5 separate regions of the Homo sapiens genome follow, and regions 1, 2, 3 and 4 are each linked to region 5. The links are chromatin contacts, found by Hi-C or POLR2A ChIA-PET in ENCODE. All regions are on one chromosome and are shown on one strand. The core of a region is the stretch at or near the end of the contact, and the rest is flanking DNA. Distances in the headings are between cores, read along the strand shown.

What was found. Hi-C counts contacts between places; a loop is a spot of excess contacts on that map. ChIA-PET counts read pairs that join two places held with the same protein, here RNA polymerase II (POLR2A). Pooled maps may share reads with other maps.
Region 1: a loop to region 5 is called in a pooled map, with 10 times the contacts of the local background. The contact joins the enhancer-like site here to the promoter of MORC3 in region 5. A Hi-C loop is called at or near these places in 7 of 50 pooled maps. POLR2A ChIA-PET finds 5 or more read pairs at or near these places in 4 of 52 experiments (CD4-positive, alpha-beta memory T cell, activated B cell, activated CD4-positive, alpha-beta T cell and 1 more).
Region 2: a pooled map shows a loop between it and region 5 (21-fold over the local background). The contact joins the promoter of PSMG1 here to the promoter of MORC3 in region 5. A Hi-C loop is called at or near these places in 1 of 37 single-sample maps with no recorded cell type and 7 of 50 pooled maps. POLR2A ChIA-PET finds 5 or more read pairs at or near these places in 1 of 52 experiments (T-cell).
Region 3: a loop to region 5 is called in a pooled map, with 11 times the contacts of the local background. The contact joins the promoter of TMEM50B here to the promoter of MORC3 in region 5. A Hi-C loop is called at or near these places in 7 of 50 pooled maps. POLR2A ChIA-PET finds 5 or more read pairs at or near these places in 2 of 52 experiments (Caco-2 and activated B cell).
Region 4: a map of natural killer cell shows a loop between it and region 5 (12-fold over the local background). The contact joins the promoter of ITSN1 here to the promoter of MORC3 in region 5. A Hi-C loop is called at or near these places in 3 of 168 maps with a recorded cell type or tissue (CD8-positive, alpha-beta T cell, naive thymus-derived CD4-positive, alpha-beta T cell and natural killer cell), 1 of 37 single-sample maps with no recorded cell type and 18 of 50 pooled maps. POLR2A ChIA-PET finds 5 or more read pairs at or near these places in 2 of 52 experiments (BJ and T-cell).

Annotation. Positions count from the first base shown.
Region 1 is chr21:33,944,827-33,950,044 of GRCh38, forward strand. It overlaps LINC00649 (long intergenic non-protein coding RNA 649), which reads left to right. Exons shown (of 3, transcript NR_038883.2): 2 at 984-1,069. Among named protein-coding and RNA genes, the nearest start is that of LINC00649, 16 kb to the left of the region's middle. RefSeq lists enhancers at 2,521-3,720, 2,895-3,374, 3,905-3,964 and a silencer at 2,759-3,053. Within about 2 kb of position 3,030, at least 39 of the 41 ENCODE cell types and tissues checked have a DNase peak (open chromatin) inside an H3K27ac peak, as active enhancers do.
Region 2 is chr21:39,182,124-39,187,561 of GRCh38, forward strand. PSMG1 (proteasome assembly chaperone 1) reads right to left here and starts at 1,328. Exons shown (of 7, transcript NM_003720.4): 1 at 1,129-1,328. The coding sequence starts at 1,262. BRWD1 (bromodomain and WD repeat domain containing 1) reads right to left here. Exons shown (of 41, transcript NM_033656.4): 41 at 3,359-5,438. RefSeq lists silencers at 1,004-1,083, 1,284-1,503.
Region 3 is chr21:33,477,086-33,481,906 of GRCh38, forward strand. It overlaps TMEM50B (transmembrane protein 50B), which reads right to left and starts at 2,889. Exons shown (of 7, transcript NM_006134.7): 1 at 2,753-2,889. It also overlaps the pseudogene RPS5P3.
Region 4 is chr21:33,639,425-33,644,657 of GRCh38, forward strand. It overlaps ITSN1 (intersectin 1), which reads left to right and starts at 3,077. Exons shown (of 40, transcript NM_003024.3): 1 at 3,077-3,289. It overlaps CRYZL1 (crystallin zeta like 1), which reads right to left and starts at 2,317. Exons shown (of 13, transcript NM_145858.3): 1 at 2,257-2,317. RefSeq lists an enhancer at 2,056-2,465 and silencers at 2,936-3,275, 3,286-3,385, 3,706-3,835.
Region 5 is chr21:36,318,812-36,323,540 of GRCh38, forward strand. It overlaps MORC3 (MORC family CW-type zinc finger 3), which reads left to right and starts at 1,386. Exons shown (of 17, transcript NM_015358.3): 1 at 1,386-1,492. The coding sequence starts at 1,454. RefSeq lists a silencer at 1,510-1,969.

The sequences.
Region 1 (5,218 bases), core at 1,780-4,279, 2.4 Mb before region 5:
GTGGAATATTATTCAGTACTAAAAGGAAATGAGCTGTCAAGCCATGAAAAGACATGGAGGAAATTTAAATGCGATTATGAAGTGAAAGAAACCAATCTGAAAAGGCTACGTATGATTCCAACTATATGATATTTTGAAAAAGGCAAAACGGTGGAGATAGTGGTTGACAGGGGTTGGAGGGAGGGCAGGATCAACAGGCAGAGCACGGAGGATTTGTAGGGACGTCAAACTGTTCTTTATGGTTCTGTAATGGTGGATCCATATCATGATACATTTGTCCAAACCAAAGAGTATACAACACCGAGAATGAACTCCAATGTAAACTACAGACATTGGGTGATAATGATGTATCAGTGTAGGTTCACTGATTGTGACAAAGATCATCCTCTGGTGGGGGACGTCCATAGTGGGGGAGGTGGTGCATGTCTGGGTGCAGTGGGCATATGGGAAGTGTACTTTCTGCTCAATTTTGCTGTGAACCTAAAACTGCTCTAATAATTCAAGTTCATTAATTCAAAAAGAACCCCTGAATTGTTTTAACAGGGATATTTGAATATTGAGTACTGACCAGATATTTACTGATATTAAGAAATTGTTGGCCAGGTGTGGTGGCTCACACCTGTAATCCCAGCACTTTGGGAGGCCAAGGCAGGTGGATCACCTGAGGTCAGGAGTTTGAGACCAGCCTGGCCAACAGGGTGAAACCCTGTCTCTACTAAAAATAACAAAAATTAGCTGGGCATTTTGGTGCATGCCTGTAGTCCCAGCTATTTGGGAGGCTAAGGCAGGAGAACTGCTCGAACCCAGGAGGTGGAGGTTGCAGTGAGCCAAGATCATGCCATTGCACTCCAGCCTGGGCAACAGAGCGAGACTCCATGTCAAAAAAATAGAAAAAAAAAAAAAAAAAAGAAATTGTTGGGGTTTTTTTTCAGGTGTGATACTGGTATTGTGGTTATGTTTTTAAAAAGTCTTTATGTTTTTAGCTGGGTGCGGTGGCTCAGGACTGTAATTCCAGCTACATGAGAGGATTGCCTGAGGCCAGGAGTTTGAGACCAGCCTGAACAACATAGTGAGTACCTGTCTCTAAAAAAAAAAAAAAAAAAAAAAAAAAAGTCTTTATATTTTAGAGTTATATACTGTAATATGTATGAATGAAATGCTATGAGGTTTTAGATTTGTTTCAAAACACTCCAATGTGTGTGTGTTGGGAGGAAGTAGATAAAACAGGGCTGGTGATAGGATGATAATTGTTGAAGCTAGCTGATGAGCACATAGAGCTTGATTACACTATTACTTCAAGTTTGTACATGTTTGGACATTTCCATAATGTAAAAACACAATTACATGCTTCAAGTCTCAATCCCTAGGTCTCTTACACTCTGGGAATGGATTTAATAAATTTAGCAAATGCACCTGAGGTTAATAATGGATTTATACATTGCTGTGGCTACAGAACATTTACATTTTGACACAGGTCTTCAATATCTTAATCTAAATAAGCAAATATTGTGGAAATTTCAGACATTACCCCAATCTGACAGGGCAAATATTTTTATTAGTTCTAACTTTCCCCTTCCCTAATTTACTTATGTATAGAATTGGTCCTCATCCCTGACTGTGGGGAGACTTTTGATAGTTATTACCTTTTCTTTCTTTCTCTTTCTTTCTTTCTTTCTTTCCTTTCTTTCTTTCTTTCTTTCTTTTTCTTTCTTTCTTTCTTTCTTTCCTTCCTTCCTTCCTTCCTTCCTTTCTCTCTCTCTCTCTCTCTCTCTCTTTCTTTCTTCTTTTTTGAGACAGAGTTTCACTCTGTCACCCAGGCTGGAGTGCAGTGGCGCCATCTCAGCTCACTGCAACCTCCCCCTGCTGGGTTCAAACAATTCTCCTGCCTCAGCCTCCCGAGTAGCTGGGATTACAGGTGATGCCTGGCGAATTTTTGTATCTGTAGTAGAGACGGAGTTTCACCCTGTTGGTCAGGCTGGTCTCGAATTCCTGACCTCAGGTGATTTGCCCGCCTCGGCCTCCCAAAGTGCTGGGATTATAGGAGTGAGCCACCACCTCCGGCCAACTATTACCTTTTCTAAGAATGCTTTATGACATCATGGCATTTCAAATTGTGTAACATTCAGAACGTTTTCTGTTGTATCCTTTCCTAGGTCTTCATTACTTTCCTGGGACTTGACAGGGCATATTGAATCTATCCTGTAATGCATGGGAATAAATAAGGATTCCAAAACGTGAATTGGATTTAGTTAATTTTTGTTTCTCCATGTCTCCATACACACAGGCAGCATGAGTGAGCATCTAGTATGTATTGGATATGTGCTGGGTTGATACCATAAAGAGATTTATAAAATGGTGCCGACTTTGAGGGGTTCACACTCTGGGGGAAAGACTGTGCTGTCTAAGTGAATAAATTTGGAGATTGAGGGCTTCATGGAGAGGAGGAAAGTTGTGCTTTATAACATCATGGCATATTTGCATGAGCCATGCAAATAAGAAGCTCATCACCCACCCGATTTATGTCAGAATCAGAACCCAAAGCCAGGGACCCACCAACCAACTGTTCGGCCCAGCACAGTTTCCCTGTGGCAATTCCACTTCTTTTTTTCTTATCTTACGTCGCAGTGTACTTTGTCTCTTGTAACTCCTGCAGGATTTTTCTTAAAGCCTTACATGGTGCTGTTATCACGTGGCACAAAATGAAGCCGACCTCTTTGTGTGTGGGAATAGAGGGAGCATTACACTGCTGGGATGCAACAGATGGAGGGTGGAAAGCTGTCCAGCACCTTGTCTCTTCCAAGATACATAGCCCAGGGGTATTCCCATTCCTCCACGACACAAATGACAACTTCCTTGAGCTCTGATGGCTTGCCAGGTGGCTGATGGCGTGGAGAACCTTGCTCATGTTTACCTGTTCTTGCATCCATTACTCACCTCTGCCCACGTGCCCCCACACTTGCACACAAAGCCACAGAGTGGCTTAAAAAAAAAAAATGAAAAGCCTCCCCCCAACCCTATTGTAAAATGTCAAGTGTTTCAGTTTTGAGAAAAAAGAAAGCTGAAGAAACCATGACTCATGACATGGGCTGACAAACAACGATCTGAAGGTATGCTGGTGAGTCACACTGTGGAGCTCTGCCTTTGTGTTGTGGTGAGGGCCGGGGCTGGAAGGAGTGTCATGGGACCAGCCAGTAAAATTCCACTACTCTCCGAAGCCGATTGGGAGGCAATTTAAAAACCCTGGGCTTTTTCCAGCCCCAGTGTAGTGGATGACTCTGGGTCCCCTCAGGTATGTCGATCTGTATGGGAAATCAGGAAGAATGATTATTAATAACTGGAAAAAAAAAACCTGTTAGTATCTTTCCATGCCCAATGCCATGCTGAACCAGCCCTGCCTGCTTCTGCAAGCCAGCGAGGCTGCTGGATTTTCTCGAAGGGTATTGAGTTGCTAAGCAACAGCACTGGCGGCGCCTATCATGCCCAGCGATGTCAATGCCTGAGTGTGGCCTGCAGAGCACATTTGCTCCCCTCCCCCTCGCCTCCTCTCGACCCCTTCCCCCCACTACATGAGAACATTAATTTGCATCTCAGGGACAGGAGCTGTGCCAGGTGATTCTGTGTATAAAACAGCGCAGTGCAGCCCCTGAAGCACAAATATTGTTTTGGGTTGCAAGGCGGTGCATGTGACGTAGTTGAAAATACAGACTCATTTGTGTATACTCCCCACGTAAGGAGGGTAGGCTTCATCTAAAAGCCTGCGTGTCAAATACTCCTTTCTAATACATCCTGGTGTGCTCTGCCTTGAAGTGTTTTTTTCCTGTCTGCCCATCCAGCATCTTATTTATGCCCCATTCTGTCCCTCTCTCTCGTTGCCTTTGTTCTGTGGTCTCCTGGGTGATGGAGTTATTGTTTGTGTGTAGGGATGTGTGGATAAAAGGGAGCTGATTTCTAGAGGTGAGATGGCCCTGTGGTTAACGGTTGGAGGCTGCTGTTGACAAGGCCTGTTGCTGTGGCAGTTTTGCTCCGGAAGTGGCCATTTTCTGGGCAGGGCTCCACCAGAGCACCATCTGTCTGTGCCTTTTACTTCCTGTCAAGAGGCAGCAGGCTTCGTGAGCTGGGGAAGTGCCAGAAGCAGCCTTCGAATTAGACAGACCTGGACCCAAACCCTTTCTCTTCCCCCCACCCATTTTGGCATCTTGGCACGAGACTGTCCCCATTTCTGGAAAGGGTGTTCACAAGAACAGTCTGGCTGGGTTGTTGGGATGACCGAGTGTGATCATGCGTCTCTATGGCTGGCCATGGTGTTTATTCGATGGCAGGTATTACCAGGATGGAGCGAGTCCCAGTAGGAAGGGCCTTTAGGATGTCATCTGGTTCCACCCAACAGGGATGGGAACTGTAATTCCCCACTCTCCCTGTGGAGAATCAGGGCGGGCTCCGGATGGATGGCCAAAGGCTGCACAGAGGTGAGCCTCCAGGGTTGGGTTCTAAGCGCTGTTCACACTCCTGTCCCAGTGGTGTTTGGTCTGGGGCACATTGTGATATGTGTTTCCCTCCTTTCTTAAAATTAGCTCTTGGCTTCAGGGCCTTGTAGTGGACTGATGTCCCTCCTTAACTGAACAGTCAGTCTGCTTATTTTTTTGGGGTGGTTTAGGGGTAAAAATAAGTAGATAACTGAACAAAGCTGGCTGGCAGGAACCTTCGGCTGACCGCAGGGCTTTGGTGGTGGTCAAGACCTGGAATTGGATTTGAGGCCTGGCCAGCGTGAAGGATATGCCATAGGAGCCCAGGAGGATGACTCTGCCAGGCCTGCTTTTGACATGTCTGTCATGCTTCATGCTTTATGCTGCTCTGGGCCATTAAGCAAGAACTAAATCTGATGCCCAATCAAGGCTGAGCTCTTTTTTTTTTTGAGACACTGTCTCACTCTCTTGCCCAGGCTGTAGTGCAGTAGTGTGATCATGGCTCACTGCAGCCTCAGTCTCCTGGACTCAAGTGATCCTCCCACCTCAGCCTTCTGAGTAGCTGGGAGTACAGGTGAGTCAGGTGAGTCCCACCACACCCGGCTAATTTTTTTTTTTTTTTTGGTAGAGATGGGGTTTCACTGTGTTACCCAGGCTGGTCTCAAACTCCTGGGCTGAAGACCATCCACTCGCCTCAGCCTCCCAGTGTTGGGACTATAGGCGTGAGCACTCATCTAGTCTAGGCTGAGCTCCTA
Region 2 (5,438 bases), core at 78-2,577, 2.9 Mb after region 5:
GCATCCCTAAAAGTGAGACAGCTGGGGATAGCCTGCAATAAGAAACAGAAAGCACCACTTAGTAGAAGCATTCTTGCCGACAAAACTTTGAATGAGAATCTGACCAAGCCTCCAAATGAACATTCATTTTACAGGACATGCAGGTGATACAAACGTTAAGTGACACCACAACGAAGCTATCAGACAAATTCAGAGTGTGGGGGCACTGGACAAGACAATCAGTCCTGTCTCTTAGGAGGGGTAAGAGGAGGTTGCTCTAAATGAAGTGACACGTCTAAATGTAACCTGTGGACCCTGTTAGGATTCTCATTCACGCAGACCACTGTAAAATGTCATGTTTGAAAAAACTAGGTAAACGTGAGTGAGCATGGACTACAAAATGATACTGGAAAATTAGTATTAGTGTTGTTAGGGGTGATAATAGCATATGTAAGAAAATCCCTAAAACGTTTGAGATGTATTCTGAAAAATGTAGAGGTGAAAGGCCATGATGACTGGAATTCGCTTAGGAGTGGCGGGAGAGAAAATAAACGTGGCAAAATCTTCCTGTTGAATTTACCCGGTTGTGTAGGGGTCAGGGCTCACTTGACTATTTTCTCCCACTTTTTTGTGTTTGGAAACAATTTTTTTAAAGCGTGTTCATCGGCTACTGACACATCATGCTAATTGAAGTGTTGGGTGCAGGTTTAAAAAGTTTCGAGGGAATTGGTGTGTCCGTGAACAATCCACGACAAACGTGGTGGGGCCCGCGGGAGCGCTGCGGCCCAAGACAGTGTGACAAGCGGGAAGATCACGAGTCCGCAAGACACCAAGCCTCCAGAAATGCTCCAGAAACGCTCCAGAAAGCCTTTAAAGAACGGATTTGAACCCAGCCCTCCCACAGCGGCTTCACCCTGGACTCCACGAAACGCCAGCAGATCCACGCGAGAACCACACACACCTGGGGCTGGCGCCGCTGGACGCCGCGGCTTCACGGAGACCCAGGGCCCAAGCAGAGCCAAGGAGCGGCGGCAACCGCGGGGGCCACTCGGAAGACCGCGGAGCCCCGGCCTTAGGCGCCGTCGCGGCTGCCAGGCCCGCGCACCTTCCAGCTGCGGTGAGCGCGCTGCCCTTATCCCGGTGCCTCACCTCTTCCGCGCCAGCTGCAGACGCACCTCCCTGTCCTCGGGCGTCTCCCTCCGCCCCTCCTCCTCCTCCTCTTCGTCCTCAGTCCCAGCTCGGCACGGCGCCTTCACCACCTCTCCGAAGAACGTGGCCGCCATAGCCGCCCCGTGACCGGCTGGACACAACTGCAGCGCCGCGGGACCGCACGCCGGCTTGCGCGAGACCACGCTCCCTCACCGCGCGGGCAATAAGTCCCGCCCCGCACAGGCCACGCCCTCCGCGCACAGCCCAAGCTCGCGGCCACACCCCCACCGCGCGGGCGCTACGTCCCGCCCCGCACAGGGCTCGCTCCCAGGCACACCCTGAGCTCGCGGCCACGCCCTCTACACCGCCCGCCCGCGCTGTCATGCCCTGGGCCAGCAGTCCCCGCAGCTTTTTTGTTTTTAAATTACAGATTGGGGGAGGGGGTCTCGCTATGTTGCCCAGACTGGTCTCGAACTCCAGGACTCTAGCGATCGTCCTCCTTAGACCTCCCAAAGTGCTTGGATTACAGGCCTCAGCCACCGCGTCCGGCCCCCAAAGGCTTTCATTCGCAGCTTGAGCCCTGCGGGCGCCAGGAGGTGGGAGGACTGCGGGCTAGAGGGGCAGGGGGCGAGAGGAGGGCGGGGCCTCCGTTCGTGGCGGTAGCGGAACCAGGGGTGCAGGGGCGGAGCCAGCGCCGCTGGCCGTGGCGTCCGGGAGCTGTGGGGCCGTCCCCTCATCGTCCGTTTCCATTTTCCTTCTGCGTTAGGAGAGACTGGGGTAGCATTAGTGTACTGAGCACCCGCTCCAAATTTCGACTGCCCAGGTAGGTGGCGGCGCGGTGGTACTGAGGGCCCCCGTAGCCAGGCGCGCCCTCAGACAGCGGGCACGGGCGGACGCAAGGGCAGCAAGAAATACAGCGCTTCGTGGTGGTATAAAAACGAGACCTTTACTCTGGCAATAGGAATTCACATTTCAAAAGCTGATGATTGTCAAGGCGATTTAAAAAACATTTTTATGAGTGTAAAAAATAGTGTTTTAAAGTTGGCCATTTTCTAATACAAAATGTTTCTTTTTAAATAGCCTTTAATAAGCAGAATGTGTGATTGTTCTTTAATTGGTTCTCTTTAAAATGTGCTGGAAGACAAAGTTCGAGGAGCACTGTTTCAAGCAAGAGAAAAAGGGGACATAATTTAAATGAAAATGAAAATATGCAGTAATGCAATGAAAAAACCGTTTCCTAGATTTAGTTGTACCGAAATACATGACATCGCCTGCATTTTGTGACTTTGTCAGTAGTCACGAAGGTAAGTACTACTTTGGGGTCAGAGAGAGCCTGTTGAGATAAAATCTCAAAGCTGTTAGAAACATTTTAAGATGTGGAAAGATAATCAACAAAATCATTTACATAAAATTAGTACTTAGCAGATGTACACATCTGCAAAAATAAAGTGAGTTTGGAAGCAAAATTTGAACATTTAGCAATAAAATTAAGACGAAATTGCTAGCCAGTAAGAGCTTAGGAAACTGGATATCCTTAGTGAGATAGAATAAACAAGATCACCACAATGATGTTTTAAAACATTAGGACTCCTGGGTTAACTGGTCTATTATGATGATGGAACTGCAGAATAAAAAGGTTGTTTGGGCACCACTTGTCTTAGTCCTTTTGTTAATTTGTCATTTTTACCAGTAAGATCTTCAATTTGATTTCACAGTTCCATGATGAAGAAATATTTTCTGCAAAGCAAATTACTGTAAATAGGGTAATAGTAATACATTTGGCCATGATTTAAATTCTGCACACATTTCAGAGAGAACAATTTTACAATGTTAAGTTTTAAGCAAATGCTTATTTCATGCAGTTACAATAAGTTTAGGCCAAGCACTTTTTAAAAAGGCAAATATGTTCGAATTAAATACTTAGCCAAAAAAGGATTTCATTATGCAAGACTGATAATACAATCTCAAATACTGACAGAAATTAACCCCACCACAGCAAATTATAAATTCAAAGCTTAAATTCTTTCATTACACTGAAATTGCTAAAAAAAAAAAAAAAAAAAAAAAAAAACTTTGCATAAAATAGTCTTCACCGAGTTAAGTATTTCATTTTATAGTTACTTGTTGAGGACATAATATACTCAATAAATATTATAAATTAAGTGTAAAATTTGAACTGGAAAGAAGTTTAAGCATTTCATTAGAGCTCAAAAATCAAACCCCATGCACCTAAAAGTAATAGCAGTTTATTAGGAATTCTTCCCTTTCTCACCTGTGTATCAACATATTGGGGATCAGTAATTTAGATGAAAGTATACTACAAAAGGAGCAAAGGACACAGACTTAGTAGGTTAGAATATTCTGGCTTATGCTAAAAAACAAAAAGCCTTTTTTTTAAAACAGACATGCAACCACAAATTTCTCAAGTATTTTAGACACTTGGTTCATCTGTATAACAAAAAAAAAAAAATGCATTTGACTTAAAAAAGAAATAGAAAACCCTAGGTTTCTGTAGTTTAGTTTTTCAGATTTACACATGCAAATCATATATTCAGATATTTTTAAATGGGAAAACAACTTACTTTCAACAACTTAATTTTTCCAGTAACACGTTACTATGTTAAAAAGATGCGACAGTATATTCATTTAATCTGGCAATTTTAATTTCAACAAATACATATTAACAACAAATTAAATCCTATTGTAAATACACTTCTTTGTTATACCACGACCAAATTTTCTAATCCTAGTACAGGCCACAATGAAATAGGCCAAACATGCTACCATTAAAGTTTGTTGGGATGAGATTGTAGTAAGTTTACTCAAAGTATTCAAGTTCTAATTTTTAAGGTGCTGTAGAGAAACATAAAAGATTTCACTGTATCTAAAAATATGACTGTTTTGATCTTAAGCTATACATTTTATTTTTATCTAACTGATTAAGACCTGCCTCTTAATGAGGCACATTTTTGGCATTTCTGTAAATGCTGCTACATACAAGTAAAAATAAGGAAAAGCCGTGATAGTAACATTCATAGCTTTCATAGAAAAATATATATTCCCTGAATTAGTCATATCAAGTGGTCATTCAGTATGAACTGCAATATTATAAACAAAATGACATCAATGGACTTTCTCTAATTGCCTATTTCCAACACTCTACTTCAGAACTCAATAATCAGTATCTCCAGCTGAAATTCCCAGGTCCTCCTAGTTTGTTTTTGACCTTTGGGGATGTGAATTGTAGGGAATGGATCTGGGTAGTTTTTGCTTCACTCAGAAGTCAAATAGGCCCATTAGCACTTCCTTTGGAAAAATGCCTGATTTTTTTTCCTCATGACACCATAGTTGTCGTGGTCTGAATTTTTACACTGTAATGGAGAACCCTGAAAATTAGCATCAGGTTAAGATTTTGAAATTTGTTCACTTCAAGTTCTTCCTAGCCTGTACACTTCCCATTATATTCTTCCTCTAAGGAATCATGTCTTCAAGGCCTTGCATTCTGGAAAGGAATAGTAGTCTTATAGCAGGCCATTTGTCTTTTCTTTCCACCTCTCCACCTACAGACTCTGCAATTTATTTCCTCCTCAGAATTCCCCAGAGCACATGTCTGTACAAGAGCTGACTGGGAGGAACCCACTGGATTATGGCTTTTAGAAAATTCCTCCAAAGATGCCAATAAGGGAGTAATTTTAGAGCTGGGAGCAGAATGTAACTGCCAGTTTACTTGTGTACCAATTGTTTTCAGATGCCACTTCTACATTCTCATAGTCACTATTGTGCATTTTCTTTCCAGGATCTGAACCCCCTTAAAAAAAGCATTTTTCTATTAATATCTTCTAGCTCTTTTTCACTTTCAGAATTTATGGTTGTATCATCCTCTTTATAAACATTCAGTAATTTTTTCTTAGCCGCAGCAGAAGCATTTCGATGGGGCAGTTTTCTGCTACTCTTCCTAATCCAGACATTTTCTGGTCCTGAGATCGTTTCTTTTAGATTACTCATTATCTTTATTTTATTTGCAGCAACAGTAGCACATCTGCGGGGAACTTTCTCAGGTACCATTTTTGCTTTCAGAGTTTCACTAGGCATCTGCACTGCATCCTTCTGATTATGCATACATGTTCTCACTTTTGTATTGGGTTCTCTGTCTCTAGGAACAAATTCTGAAAAATGAGTGAAAGTTCATGTAAATGCAAAAATCTTGTAACACAAGATTTTACTACTGCTAACATTCCTCAACAACACTCATTCGGAAACAATAAATTTAAAAGTCATATTGCTAAATGATAAATTTTAAAATGTGATAC
Region 3 (4,821 bases), core at 1,639-4,138, 2.8 Mb before region 5:
AGTTCAGGAATTCAAGACCAGCCTGGGCAATATGAGAAACCCGTCTCTACAAAAATTACAAAAATTAGGCATGGTGGCACTCGCCTATAGTCTCAGCTTCTCAGGAGGCTGAGGTGGGAGGATCGTTTGAGCCCAAGGCTGCAGCAAGCCGTGAGGGAACCACTGCACTCCAGCCTGGGCAACACAGTGAGACCCGGTCTCCAAAGTGAGGGGTGGGGTTGGGAGGAAATGAGGTAGGTCTCCACGTGCTTATGAAGGAAATGTGTCCTTATATTATCATCAGTTGCCGAGCAATATTATAATATAATACCCTCCTAGGGAATGGAATTGAGGATGTAAAGAGTGAACAAACAAGGAATTCTAACTTGACATACCTCTGCGCTGTCTGAATTTTACTTGATATTCTTCTGTCATGTTTAAATGTTTTAAACAACCTGAATGTTACTTTAATCATTTAAAAAGTAAAACGGGCTAGGTACGGTGGCTCACGTCTGTAATCCCAGCACTTTGGGAGGCCGAGGCGGGGGGGGGTTACCTGAGGTCAGGAGTTCGAGTCTCTACTAAAAATACAAAAATTAGCTGGGCGTGGCGGCGGGCGCCTGTAATCCCAGTTTACTTGGGAGGCTGAGACAGGAGAATCGTTTAAACCTGGGAGGCGGAGGTTGCAGTGAGCCACGATAGCGCCATTGCACTCCAGCCTGGGCAACAAGAGCAAAACTCGGCCTCAAAAATTATATATATATATACATAAGTTAAAAATAAACTTTAGGCCGGGCACAGTGGCTCACGCCTGTAATCCCAGCACTTTGGGAGGCTGAGGCAGGTGGATCACGAGGTCAGGAGATCGAGACCATCCTGGCTAACACGGTGAAAACCCGTCTTTACTAAAAATACAAAAAATTAGCCGGGCGTGGTGGTGGGCGCCTGTAGTCCCAACTACTAGGGAGGCTGAGGCAGGAGAATGGCGTGAACCCAGGACGTGGAGCTTGCAGTGAGCCGAGATCTTGCCACTGCACTCCAGCCTGGGAGACAGAGCAAGACTCTGTCTCAAAAAATAAATAAATAAATAAATTTAAAAATAATAATAATACACTTTAAAAGGCCAGGCGCGGTGCCCACACCTGTAATCCCAGTACTTTCAGAGACCGAGGCAAGCGGATCACTTGAGGTCAGGAGTTCAAGACCAGCCTGGCCAACATGGTGAAACTCTCTCTCTACTAAGAATATAAAAATTAGCCAGGCATGGTGGCAGGCGCCTGTGATCCCAGCTACTCGGGAGGCTGAGGCTGTAAAATCCCTTTAACCCTAGAGGTGCAGGCTGCAGTGAGCAGAGATCGGGCCACTGTACTTGTAGCCTGGTCAACGAGGGAGACTCTGTCTCAAAAAAAACAGAAAAGGAAAATGAGGATAAAATACGATAAATTCTTTACCTTGGCCCCCAGAAGTGAATTCAGAATTCAGAAAAGACTAGCCAGTGTAAGGCTGCTGTAACCCTAGTTGACAGAGAGGAGGGATTGGGGTGGTGAGTGGGAAGGCTGTGTCTCCGGAAGAAGAAATATACGTCCCCACCTCACTCTAATTAAACCTGCTTTTCCAGCGCGATAAATATTCAAGATAACTTTTGGTTTGCATTTCAATAACAAAGTCTTGCACCACTATCTTCAGTTTAAAAAAAAAGTTTAATGTTTGCTCTACGTTTGAAATGCATGCAGGTTTAAAAGACAAGAAACAAAATGATGAAAAAGTGTGACCGGCCTGAGAGTTCAGAGCCTCTGAAGTGTCAAGGGATCCACAGTGCAGGTAGGATGAAGAGTCTGAGAAGGGAGATGGGATCCTCCGAAAAGAGAAAATCGGGTCTTACAGCGCGATGTAAGACGATGCGGATGCCACTTCCCTCCCACCCCGTCCCGTCCGAGGCCTCCGCCCCCTGCCCCTCCGCACCCCCCGACCCAGGCACGCGCAGCGGGGAGCAGCCCAGCCTAGCCCGTCTCACTGCTTTGGTTTTGAAAGGTCACGTATTTACCTTAGAATTTCAGCACCTTCCAACTTACTGTTTTAAGTACCTTTAACCAGCCTATTGGCTAAAAACCGAAACGGTCCTACCCGCGACTACCACTGCTCCAGTGACAATGCTCTGCTGCTACTTATTTAACGGAGCTCAAGGTTTATAATTCTCGAAAGAATGTTGTTCCCCTTCCCTTTCCCCTCCCGCCTCTGTACTTGACTCTCGTAAGAATGAAATCAGAAAAGTGCAGAAAACACAGGCTCCTAGCAATGGTTCGGGGCAAACGGGAGGGGCGAAGAAGGGCTGGAGCCGCCCCGGGGCCCTCGCTCCGGCCTCGGGAGGGCGTCGCGGCCGCAGCAGGGCGTCCCGAAAACCGTCGCCTCCGTGCCCGCCGCGCGAGAAGGTGAAAGGCACGAGATGGAGCCTCTCCAGCCCTCCCCAGGAACGCAACCTGACGGCGTGACAGCGCGGCAGGGCAGCCTCCCCGGGCTGCTTGCGGGTCGCGGCGGCGCCACGGTCACGGTCGGCCCGAAGGGACGCGGGCAGGGGCAAGAAGGGGCGGCGGGGGCTCCGCGGGCCCGAGTCTGCAGGCCGGCGCCGAACGCAGGGAAAACCCGGCTGGACGGCCCCACAGCCCCCAGAAGGCCGGGCCGGACAGGGCCCGACGAGGGAGCCTCCTTACGCGCGGGCGGCGGGCGCGAGCCCTCTACGGTTGCCTGGCGCCGGAGACCCACAGACAGGACTCACCCAGCTTCCTCAAACGCCCACGCCGACTTCAGGCGCGCGCGCAGGAAGGAGACTGCTGCGCCACAACCCTGCCGGCGTCCCGCGGCTCCACCTCAGCCCCGGGAGCCCGGAGCTGGGAGCAGACGCGAGGATAGAGCGCCGGTGAGGCGGGGCGAGGCGCCGTGTGCACCGCAGCGACCAATCGGAGCGCAGCAAGTGGCCGGCCGGGGGCGGGGCGGGACGCGAGGGGGCGGGGAGAGGGCGTTGGCTGGGCGCAGCGGGACGCCGGGCGCTCCTCGCGACCAATCGGCGTGCAGCAAGTGGCCGGCCGGGGGCAGGGCGAGCTCCGAGGGACGGGGTGGGCTGCTCTGCAGGCCTCCCGGAGCCGGAGTTCAGACCCAGCTATCTACGGTTCCGGGCAGAGCGGGACGGGCCTCTCCTGTCCCCTGCCGGTGGGCGGCCGCCGCCGGGCTCCCACTGCTGCGTTTCTGCACGCTGACTTGAAGTGCAGTACCGTGAGATTACGTGCGGACGGAGCTCGAGACCCGGGGGACCAGGGTTTCCCTTCGCCTATGGCCGATCAGTCTTGTCTGTCTGCGAGCTGCCCAGAGTAGGGAAGGTGCTCCGGGAGGGTTCTCGGGAACGGAGGGTCTTTAGAGATGCCTTTTTCTAATCCCCTCAATTCAGAAATGGAGCCCCAGAAAGTTGAAGTTAGTAAACCAGGGCTACCCAGCGAGTGCTGGTTACCCGAGGTGATCCTCACAATACAACTAGTCTTCTGATTTCGCTCGGCGCTCTCCCGTCTATTCACGTAGATTTTTGTCTTTTTTTTTTTTTTTCGTCTTTCTTATAGTCAGATATCTTTCAGCCTCTTGGATTTTCAACATAACTTTAACAGCGTTTGGAAGCCCCGTCTAAATTTCCTACAGAAATGCCTATAACCATTTAGTTGTTTGGGGGAAAGTCGAGCTTTGTTTTTTGGGTGGTTTGTTTGTTTGTTTTGAGACAGGGTCTTGCTCTGTTGTCCAGGGTGGAGTGCAGTGGTGTGATCTTGGCTCACTGCAGCCTCTTACCTCCCACGCTCAATCAATCCTCCCACCTCAGCCTTCCGAGTAGCTGGGATTACAGGTGCGCACCACCATGCTTGGCTAATTTGTGTATTTTTAGTAGAGACGGGATTTCACCTGGCTGATCCTGAACTCCTGACCTCAGGTGATCCACCCGCCTCTGCCTCCCAAAATGCTGGGATTACAAGCGTGGGCCACTGTGCCCAGCCAAGTAGAGTTATTATCAGTGGAAATCTAAAAAGCATTTTACTTGAGGCATAATGAAGTAAAAGGTTTTGTATCATGGAATTATCACCAAAAATGCCATCCTGGATAATGTTCTCCTATAGCTCTTATACATGGGCTAGGATCTAGGTGTTCAATAAATATGTGCTGAATAATTTACTTTTGAAATATGTCACAATGCTGGCATTCCACCAGAAGAGAGGATACAGAAGGGAACACTCTCCTCTCTTTAAGAACCTTTTGAAAGGGGCGGGGGTTGCATGTACCATTTTTGTTTTCATTCTGCTAGTAAAATAGTCACTTGACTACACCAAATTGCAAAGAAGGCTGGAAAATGGGGTTTCAGTACTAAGGAAGGAAAACTAGATATTAGGGGACAATTAGAAGTTTCCAAATCTCATCACTTTTTTTGGGGGGGTGGGGGAGGCATCCCAAAGGGCAGACTGGTTTATTAGGCAGCAGCCAGGAAAATCAGCGGTTGGACTTGTCCCCACACTCCAGCTCATCCTTCTTGTTGATGGCATAGGAGCTGGAGGAGGCCTTGGTGGCATTGATGAGCTCATCCGCCAGGCACTCAGCAATGGTCTTGATGTTCCAGAAGGCAGCCTCACGAGTGCCTGTGCACAGCAGCCAGACGACCTGATTCACACAGTGCAGTGGGGACATGTCCACAGCCTGTTGTCTCACAGTCCCTGCTCGCCCAATGCATGTGGAGTCCTCCCAGGGACCACTGTTGATGATGGCGTTCACCAGGACCTGGAGAGGGTTCTCGCCTGTGAGCAGGTGGATGAAATCGAA
Region 4 (5,233 bases), core at 1,827-4,326, 2.7 Mb before region 5:
GAGCGAACGGTGTGATGAATGAGTCTTCCCTTTATAAGGTGGCTTAATTATGTGACTCTGGGACAATGCAGGTGGAGGCCTCTGGTGATGAGAATAACTAATTGAGGGATCCTCCCGAAACTCTACCACACAACAGTTACTCGCTCCCCTCCAATCCATTTAACTGACTTTCTTTTCCACCTACTAACATTATTGAAGTTTGTAAATGCTTAATTTTCCAGTTCACTAGAGGATTGTAGAGAAACCACTTCTTGCTTCAAATGAAAAATATGAATTGTAATTTTGATTAAATATTTACTAATTCAAAAATCAAGAGAAAATAATTTCATGTCTTTATTATGCATAAAATGGAAGACTTTTTTTTTTGTAAAATACCATATTTTAGCATATATAGATGTGTATTTTTTTTTTTTTTTTTGAGACAGGGTCTCACTCTGTTGCCCAGGCTAGAGTGTGGTGGTCGTGATCTTGGCTCACTGTAACCTCCGCCTCCCGGGTTCAAGCAATTCTCCTGCCTCAGCCTCCTGAGTAGCTGGAATTACAGGCGTGCACCACCATGCCCGGCTAATTTCTGTATTTTTAGTAGACACGGGGTTTCACCATGTTGGCCAGGCTGGTCTCGAACTCCTGGCCTCAAGTGATCCACCCGCCTAGGCCTCCCAAAGTGCTGGGATTACAGGCGTGAGCCACCACGCTCGGCCAATATGTGTATTTTTGCTCTTCTGCTCATAAAACTCTCCTGAGCTCAATGTAGTTCATTGGGTCTACAAAAAGAGCATAGTTAATCTTAGAAATATTTCATTGCACAAGGCTGGCAGCTTTATCTTGTATGGCGAACTACCTCACTTTCAAATCTAAACGTCTTATCCCCTGCTGTAAGCTGGAACAGAGGCATCGATAAGGGAAATTAGTGATAAAAGGTAGTAATTATACACTGCAATGGCTGCGGGATCTGATTTAGAAGTCATAACTGACCCGAGTTTGAATCGGGGCTTTCCTACTTATTAGCGGTATGACTTTGGGCTACTTAATTTTAACCTTTCTGGGCCTGAGATCCCATATCTTAGATAATAATAGCAGTTATCTCAGAGGGTTGCCATAAGGATTAAATAATACCTGCAAAGCACTCAGCGCAACATCATACTTTCAGAAATGTTGGCTATTTTGACTATTATTTCTGTAAATTGGGCACATCTCAATTACAGAGAATCTCTAAAGTAGTTCTGAATCCCATCTCATAGAGTTGCAAAGGGTTTGGTCAATGCAACCTTATTTTTCCCACCTTTTAATTTCTGCAGTAGGCTACTGTAGCAGCCACTAGCACAGGTGGCTATTGAGCACTCCAACTGTGTCTAGTCGGAATTGAGATGCGCTGTTAAGTGGAAAATACACATCAGATTTTGAAGATTTAATTTTGAAGAATTAATTTTTTAATTTAATTTTGAAGATTTAATACGAAGAAAAGAACGTAAAATCTCAATTTTTAAATATTTGTTTAAGCGTTGAAATGATAATGTCTCAGATATACTAGGCTAAATGAAACATATAATTAAAATTAATTTCACGTGTTTCTTTTCACTTTTTAAATGTAGCTACCCCAAAATTAAAATGACATAAGGGACTCGCATTATATTTGTACTGGACAGAGTTCAGGTAAAACCTTTCTACTCATAACGTGGACAGCAGCACCTGGGAGCTTCTTAGAAACGCAGATGTTCGGCCCCGACCCAGACCTATCCCAAGGCGATGCTTACATCTCGCTCCAGATGATTCCGCCGTTTAGCATAATGAAGAGGGCCGATCTGGCTCAAAAGCCACATACAGCGAATAACTACTAACTGCTTTCCGAAAACAGCAAAGTGATGAGGAAGAAAGAAGTGGCTGAGAAGAAGTAACAGAGAAAGAAAAAGACACTCAAATTCTAGGAACAAGAAGCAGAGGAGAAAAACCCAACCTGGGAGATTAAGTGGAAGGGCACTCCCAGACCTCTGCCTCCATAAAAGTAGAGGGAGATGCAAACTGAGATAAGACCTACAATCAAAACCCGTCAAGGTCCAGGAAACTGTCCCTCAAATCTAGTCTTACCCACCCCTCAGCGGCCTCAGCTAAGCTAGGCCTGGGCCCGAACAAGTCCCAGGTTAGGGTTCGACGCGAACCACCATCCTCCCCAGGGCTGCACGGTTCTGTGGGGCATCTCTCCACCTTTCGCTTAAAGGCCCGTTTCCCAAGACACAGGACGCGTTTCCCGGGGCTCACCTGCCTCTGAGCCGCCCCAACGGCCTGCACCTTCACCACCGCCACCTTCCAGTCCTTCGTCAGAGAGCCCGCCCCCTGCTCCCATTGGTCAGGCCGCTCGTCACTCCTGAAGGGCGGGGTCGGACTCGCGAGGCTGTCCAGAACGCCATGGCAACCGGTCTCGGAACTACATCTCCCGTCATGTTCCGCTCGGGGGCGGAGAAAGAGGCGAGGCCCCGCCCCAAGGACTACCAATAAATGGGCGAAGTTGGAATCGCCCGGATGGGTTCCGTTTTATGCAAATTTTAGCCGAAGACCACACCCTTCCTCATTCCAACCATAGGCCCGGCCAACCCCTTTGGGTTGTGCTTCGCCTTTTTCCTTTCCACATTATTCTCTCCTTGAAAACCTCCAATAATTAAGTCAATTAAGTGCATCCTATCTAGTGTCTCTCACGGCAACGAGCAGATGCACCGAAATCGTGCAACAAAATCTCCATAAACCACGATAGGCAACCTCAGACCATAAATCTCCTGTTACGCCTACATGGGGAGGAGGGGGAGAGTGCTAATCCTGCCCCCACACAGCCCCTGCTGATTGGCTCATTCGGCTTGTCACTCTGTTGTCTTACATTTCTTTGGCTCACCCTCTTTGGGTTCGCACGGTGGGCGGGGCCAGTGGTAGGGGGTGGTGAGAAGGTGCGGGCCCCTTCTTCCAATTGGCTGGCGGTTTCCCCACCCACTTATGGGCGGAGATGGATGGTGGATGGGGGGCGGGGGAGGCAGCGGAGGGAGATGAGGAGATAGGCGGGAGCGAGGGAGCGAGGGAGGGAGCGAAGGAGGTAGAGAAGAGTGGAGGCGCCAGGGGAGGGAGCGTAGCTTGGTTGCTCCGTAGTACGGCGGCTCGCGAGGAAGAATCCCGAGCGGGCTCCGGGACGGACAGAGAGGCGGGCGGGGATGGTGTGCGGGGCTGCGGCTCCTGCGTCCCTCCCAGCGGCGCGTGAGCGGCACTGATTTGTCCCTGGGGCGGCAGCGCGGACCCGCCCGGAGATGAGGTGAGGAGAGGGCTGCAAGGCGGCGGCCTGGACCACGGGCGGCTGCAGCGGGGGCGGGGGTCGGCGCGGGGGTCTGCGCGATGGCTGCCCGGGGCATCCGTCCCGCGCCCGGCGCTTGTCTCCCCGGCCGCCCTTAGCCCCTCGCCGCGCGCCCGAGAGACGGCAGCGGCTGCCCCTCTGCCTTGTCCTTCCCGTCCTCGGGGGTGGCGGCGGAGTGGCGGGCGGACCCGCACTGGGAGGCCGGGGGCCGCGGTGGGCCGTGGGGTGGCGGCCGCGGGACGGGCGTGGGGATGAATGGGCGCCGCGGCCCCGCCGCCGAGCGGGCTCCCTCCTCTCGCGGGGACCCCGGGCGGCCGCTCCTTCCCGGGCTGACCTCGCTGCCCTCGGCCGCCGGCGAGGGGCGGCCCGGCCTCGCCTCCCGCCGGCCTCCCGGGGACCCGCGTTGGCGGGAGCGGCGCCGCCTCTGCCTGGAGCCCCGGCTCCTTCCTCGGCCCCTCGCTCGCAAGCCTGCAGAATCCTGGGTCAGTGAAGGGCAGGCAATGCCGTTCGGCCCCAGGGCGCGCCGCGGGGCCGCCCCTGAAGGCATTTAAAGGGGAGCGTCTTCCGCGCCCTGTGAGCGCGTCCCCGGGTCCGCCGCGTCCCTTCCCTTCTTACGCACCGACACGGTTTTGTGGTGTGGACCCAAGACACAATTGCAGTCCCTTGCTTGCACGAATGCAATCCGAATTCCCAAAAAAAGGAAACCGGCGAGGAATCGGCCGCACCTTCCTGCGCTTCTGCTTGCCTTGGGATTAGAAAACAACTTCGGAGATTACATTTCCTATGGGCAATCTTTTGTTGTGATTCAGACTCAAGAAGGCTTTGCTTTGGAAGAAATAGATTAGCGGCTTCTCTGTGGAGTTGGAGGCTATAGAGATTTTTATAGCCTCTTCAATATGAAAGTTTCCTCTAGAACTTTGCCATCATCAGTGCTATTCTGAGGGCAGCAGCAACCTGGAAATTTAGATACATGCAGGCTCCGGCCAGATGCGTTTCTTTGTGCTTGTCTGTTGGCATTCTTCTCTTGCTGCTCCTCTTGATCAAAACGTACAGATAATAAAGGCAAGGCCAATGAAGAGGGTAGATAATAACAGCAAATCCCATACAAACAAATGCCTCTAGAAATTCTCAGTTCTGTCAGCGGGGAGGCAGTTTTGCTAATCCCGTGGAACGGATGAAAAGAAAGGCACAGAGATCTCATGGATTATGTAGTGGACAGGATGTGAGGGCAGGAACTGGGGCCAGGACCCAGCAGGCCAGCTGGTTTGCATGGTGCCACTCTAAACCCCCAAAATATGAATAGGAGGAATGTATTTGTTGGGATACCTTTATTTTTAGATGACTTTAAGGTTGAGAGTGCAGAAGCTTAAACATCCTTCATAGTTATTATTTCTTAGTTTATCTCTGAGAACAAAATATGTTTCTGTTTAAAATTTCTTTTACTGGTGTGCTTGAAACGTTATTTTGATGGGAGTTTCCTTGTAAGTAAAAACATTGAAAAATACATACATATGAAAGAAAAATCCTTAGTGCAGATGGGTTTGTAAAGAATCCAGGGACTTTTAAGTCATATAAATTAAGAAGTGAGGGACACTAATTTGATGATGGTGTTAAAATTATTTCAGACACCTTTAAGTAGTCCAGTGGAGATCATTTCTGATAGTATGATCTTTTTTTAAAAAAATGGTATTTCTTTATCTAGGAATGCTTCTGTTGAAATTGCTACGGCGCATGGTACCGTCACAAAACTCTTTTATTATTCTGCCTGAGTAAGAGAGGAAATGAACAAATTTTTAATGTACTTTGGAACCCTGCGGATTGCACAGATACTAAGCATTGTGAAATAGGGCATAAAATGAGTGGTAGCAAGTTAGTTCTGTGAAATGTTTGTCGCTGTTAGCATTT
Region 5 (4,729 bases), core at 136-2,635:
TGTGCCACCACACCCGGCTAATTTTGTATTTTTAGTAGAGATGGGGTTTCGCCATGTTGGTCAGGCTGGTCTCAAACACCCGACCTCAAGTGATCTGCCCGCCTTAGCCTCCCAAGGTGCTGGGATTACAGGTGTGAGCCACCACGCCCTGCCAGCTAATTCAATTTTTTTTTTGTAAAGATGAGGTCTCCTCGTGTTGCCCAGGCTCGTCTCGAACTCCTGGGTTCAAGAGACCCTCGCAATGTAGCCTCTCAAAGTGCTGAGATTACAGACATGAGCCACTGCACCCAGCCAATTTCTCTTTCTAAAAATAATTAATTTTTTTGAGACAGTCTCACTCTGTCGCCCAGGCTGGAGTACAGTGGCGCGATCTGGGCTCACTGCAACCTCCTTGTCCTGGGTTCACCCACTTCTCCTGCCTCAGCCCCCCGAGTAGCTGGGATTACAGGCGCCCACTAATATGCCCAGCTAATTTTTGTATTTTTAGTAGAGATGGGGTTTCACCATGTTGGCCAGGCTGGTCTTGAACCCCTATCAAGTGAACCCCCAACCTCGACCTCCCAATGTGTTGGGATTATAGGCATGAGCCACTGCACCGGCCTTATGCCTTTAGGACTCTTATTTATTTATTTTGAGACGGAGTTTCACTCTTGTTGCCCAGGGTGGAGTGCAATGGCGCAATCTCGGCTCATTGCAACCTCCGCCTCCTGGGTTCAAGCATTCTCCTGCTTCAGCCTTCCGAGTAGCTGGGATTACAGGCATGTACCACCACGCCCGGCTAATTTTGTATTTTTAGTAGAGATGGGATTTCTCCATGTTGGTCAGGCTGGTCTCGAACTCCCGAAGTCAGGTGATCCGCCCGCCCACCTCGGCCTCCCAAAGTGCTGGGATTACAAGCGTGAGCTACCGCGCCCGGCCCCAGAACTCTTTTTTTTTTTTTTAAATCATGAGTTAGATTGATAGTTTTCAGGGCAAATCCAAACAGTCTACATTAATTTCCGTCTTTATTTCGTTAAGGTTTCACATGGACACTGGTGGATATGGAATGGCTTTTTTCTGCGCAATTCACATCCGACCAGGTCAAGTGACTGGAGTTCACCGGTCTCGGGTATACCGCATCTCGCGCCAGGCTTCAAACTCTAGATCCCCGAGTCTCGAGCTCCAGCTGGGTGTCGAGACGGGTACGGGCCGGCCGCGCCTCGCGCATGCGCCCTAGGCCCGCAGGGCCCCGCGCTGGAAGCTCAGCTCCCACTGTACCCTGCTTTAACCAGTCAGGCAATTCATCTTCCCCAAGCTCCCAATTCGGCATTGCCTGGAGGCGGAAGTGGGTGGGAGGGGCCAGACGTGCGCCCCTCCCCGGAAGTGGGCGGTACCCATAGGGCTCCACAGTCGTTCCGCCACCTCCCAGTCGGGTTGCGGCGGAGGCCGTTCCTGGCTTTGTAGCTCGCTCAAGATGGCGGCGCAGCCACCCCGCGGGATACGCCTCAGCGCGGTGAGCAGCCGCGAGGGGTGGAGCGGGCCGTGTCCCAGGAGGGCGGGCGGGCAAGCGAAGGGGGGCCGGCAGTGGGCGGTGGCGGCTTGTGGGGCCGACGCGGCGGCGGGGGCTGCGGCGGGGCCCGGGGAGGGGGCGGCCATCTCGCTCCCGTCGGCGGAACAGCTCGGCTGCGGGCCGGGCTGCGTTCCGTCGCCTCTGCATTGTGTTTCTGTTTTGCTTCGGGGCGGGCCAGGGTCGCGGCTCCTCCTCCCAGCTCCCTCCTAGTCTCCCAGCAGCTGTCGTCCGCGGGCGAGGCCTCGGCGGGAGATCGGTCTGCTCTCGGGGCCGCGGGGCCCCTGACCCTCTTCTGTCCGCTGGGCGTCGTGGTGGGAGGGAGCGGGTTCCGCGTCCAGAAACGCCGGCGGCCTCGACGTCCCGGGGGCGGGGGGACGGGGCTGCGGGCCTGCCTGCGGGCGAGTGGAGTCAGGATGAGTGTGCCTGATGCCTGTCAGTGCCTGCAGCTTCCTTGGCAGTGGAAGCCTTGGGGCCCAGACCCTAGATCGCTGAGCTCGAGCTCTCCTCTTTATCCCGCGTTGCGTCTGTTTTGGGGCGTTTCGAGTTCTTGGAAACCCTGTGAACATTTCTTGTATCTTAAATCGTAGGGAGCGGTCACACAAGATAACTTGAAATCTCACGTCCAGGAAATGTGGGCGTGGCTTCCCCACCTGATTATCCTAAAAAACTTTTCTACCTTGTGAGCGCAGTTGATGTTATGCTGAAATGTTCCTCTTTTCTGGAGGTTGTTGACTTTTGCCAAAGAATGACTGCCCTAGTGCCACTAATTTTAACATTCGAATGGGTAGTGACTCCTTGGGGTACAAACACGTAGTGAATAATTGGTGCATTGCTCTGGGACTTTCATTCGTTTAGGCAGATTCTAACACCTGGTTTTGACGGACTTTAAATTTTTTCTAGTCCGATATTTGTGAAATGATATTTGCTTTTACTTGCGTTTCCTTGACTGTTTGTGTTGTTGAGCTCTTCGCATGTATTAGTCTTTGTGGTTTTTTGTTTTGTTTTTTTGAATTGCCTATTCATATCCTTTGACCATTTTCTGTTTTTCTTTTGGGAGGATCTTTATTGATTTGTAAGAGTTCTTTACGTATTCTGGATAAAGGTCCATCCTTTCGTTATGTAACTAGCTTATTGAGTGAGCTAGGCTTTAGTAGTTTGAAAATAGAGGACAATTTTATTCTTTTTTTCTTTTTTTTTTTTTTAACCACTGAGTGTAAACATTAATTATTCCCCACTTGTGTGAATCTGGGTTGACTAACGCTTTCCCATTAGCTTAAGGTATTGTAAAGTCTGGCCTTACCTAGTTTAAAATCTCTATTCTCTCTCCCTCCCTTTTCCCCCTCTCTTTCCCCTATCTCCTTTCCCCACTTCTCTCTCCTTCCTCTCTCGAGGTTGAGTCTTGTTCAGGCCCAGAAACCTGTAGTGGAGAAACGGAGTGAGTTGATTTCCTGTTTCTGTCCTTTGATTCTCTTCTCCCTTCCCGCCCCCAGGCCCTTGTAGACTCTGGCTCTTCAAGATTGAGGGGAGAAAGGAAGCAGAGATAATGGTCAGTGTTTAGAGACCAGCATTGTTAGCGGGCACTCTGGGTGTAGCTGCTGTCCATGTGCTGGGTCTTTGTTTTGTGGGTAATATGGGCTGTTGGGAACCTGACTGACAGAAATCTCCCATCTGCAGCCTCTTTGCTTTTGCTTTAGGTCAGGAGTTGGCAAACTACATACAGCTCATGGGCCAAATCCAGCCCAGCACCTGTTTTTGTGTGGCCTGAAGGCTAAGAGTGATTTATACATTTGTAAATGGTTGAGAAAAAAAGAAGAATGTTTAGTGACATAAAAATTATGCGAAATACAAATTTCAGTTTCCATAAAATTTTATTGGAATATAGCCAGAAACATTATTTGCTTATAGTTTTCAAATGCATGCGTTAAGAGATAAAAATTAATGAGCTTATGTATTTGTCAAAAGTCCTACATTTTAAGGCACAAAGGGTGAACCCTTAGTGTATACACTTTTTTATTTTATTTTATTTTTTTGAGGTAGAGTTTCACTCAGTCTCCAGGCTGGAGTGCAGTGGCACGATCTCGGCTCACTGCAGCCTCCACCTCCCGGATTCAAGCACTTCTTCTGCCTCAGCCTCCCGAGTAGCTGGGTTTACACGCGTGGGCCACCACACCCGGCTAATTTTGGTATTTTTAGTATATATAGAGTTTCACCATGTTGGCCAGGCTGGTCTCAAATTCCCAACCTCAGGTGATCCTCCTGCCTTGGCCTCCTAAAGCACTGCGATTACAGGCCTGAGCCACTGTGCCCGGCCCAATGTATACACATTTTAAACAGTCATTTAGGAGGTCGGAGATCCCAGGATGAAATGCAGAGTGACAAAAAGTTTTTAAATTTTTTGCTTTTTACCCCTGTAATTCTAGTGAAATGAAATGCATATACTTTGGTTTTTGTTGTTGATTTTTTTTTTCAGAAATGCTGCTGTGGATTTAGCTGATGCACACTCTTCACCACCTCCCATACTTCAATGCTTTTTTCACTTTTTTTGGTTGAATTACTATATGGTTTGTTATTACTCTTACAAATGAGCTAGCCAGGGTAGTATGATTGCATTTTCTTTCCTATACAAACCTTTTGTTTTCCCTGAAGTTAATTGATTTATATTTTGTTTTCTTAGTTTTTCTCTGTACTGATCATCCAGACATCCAGAGAACTGGGAGCTCTTTTCCAGATGGATTCAGACACACCCAGTGTTTTGTCATTTGGAAGTCAGTTGGGAGTCATCGGCTCAGTCGTAATTTGGGGACTTCCCTTTAACATCTGTCTGGAAATTTCCTTCCTCTTTTCATGTGTCTCCATCTCACATATCCTTCTGTCTGATATGTAGCTTAGTGACTGCCATTCTGAAGCCTACTCTCTCGGGTTCAAATCCTGACTCATAACCAGATGTATGTCCTTGGCCAAGTCATTTAACCTCTTTGTGCCAGAGTTTCCAATCTGAATGTTGGCAATAATAATCTTACACACCTCAAAGTGTTGTTTTAAAAATTACATGAGCAGATAGATAAATAAAAGGGCTGTGCGTGCCGTAGGTGCACAATAATGTTTGCTGTTTTTGTTATTGTTAGTGGTGGAGAATATCCACCACTAACAATAACACCACTTCCAGAAACAGGTGTAGCT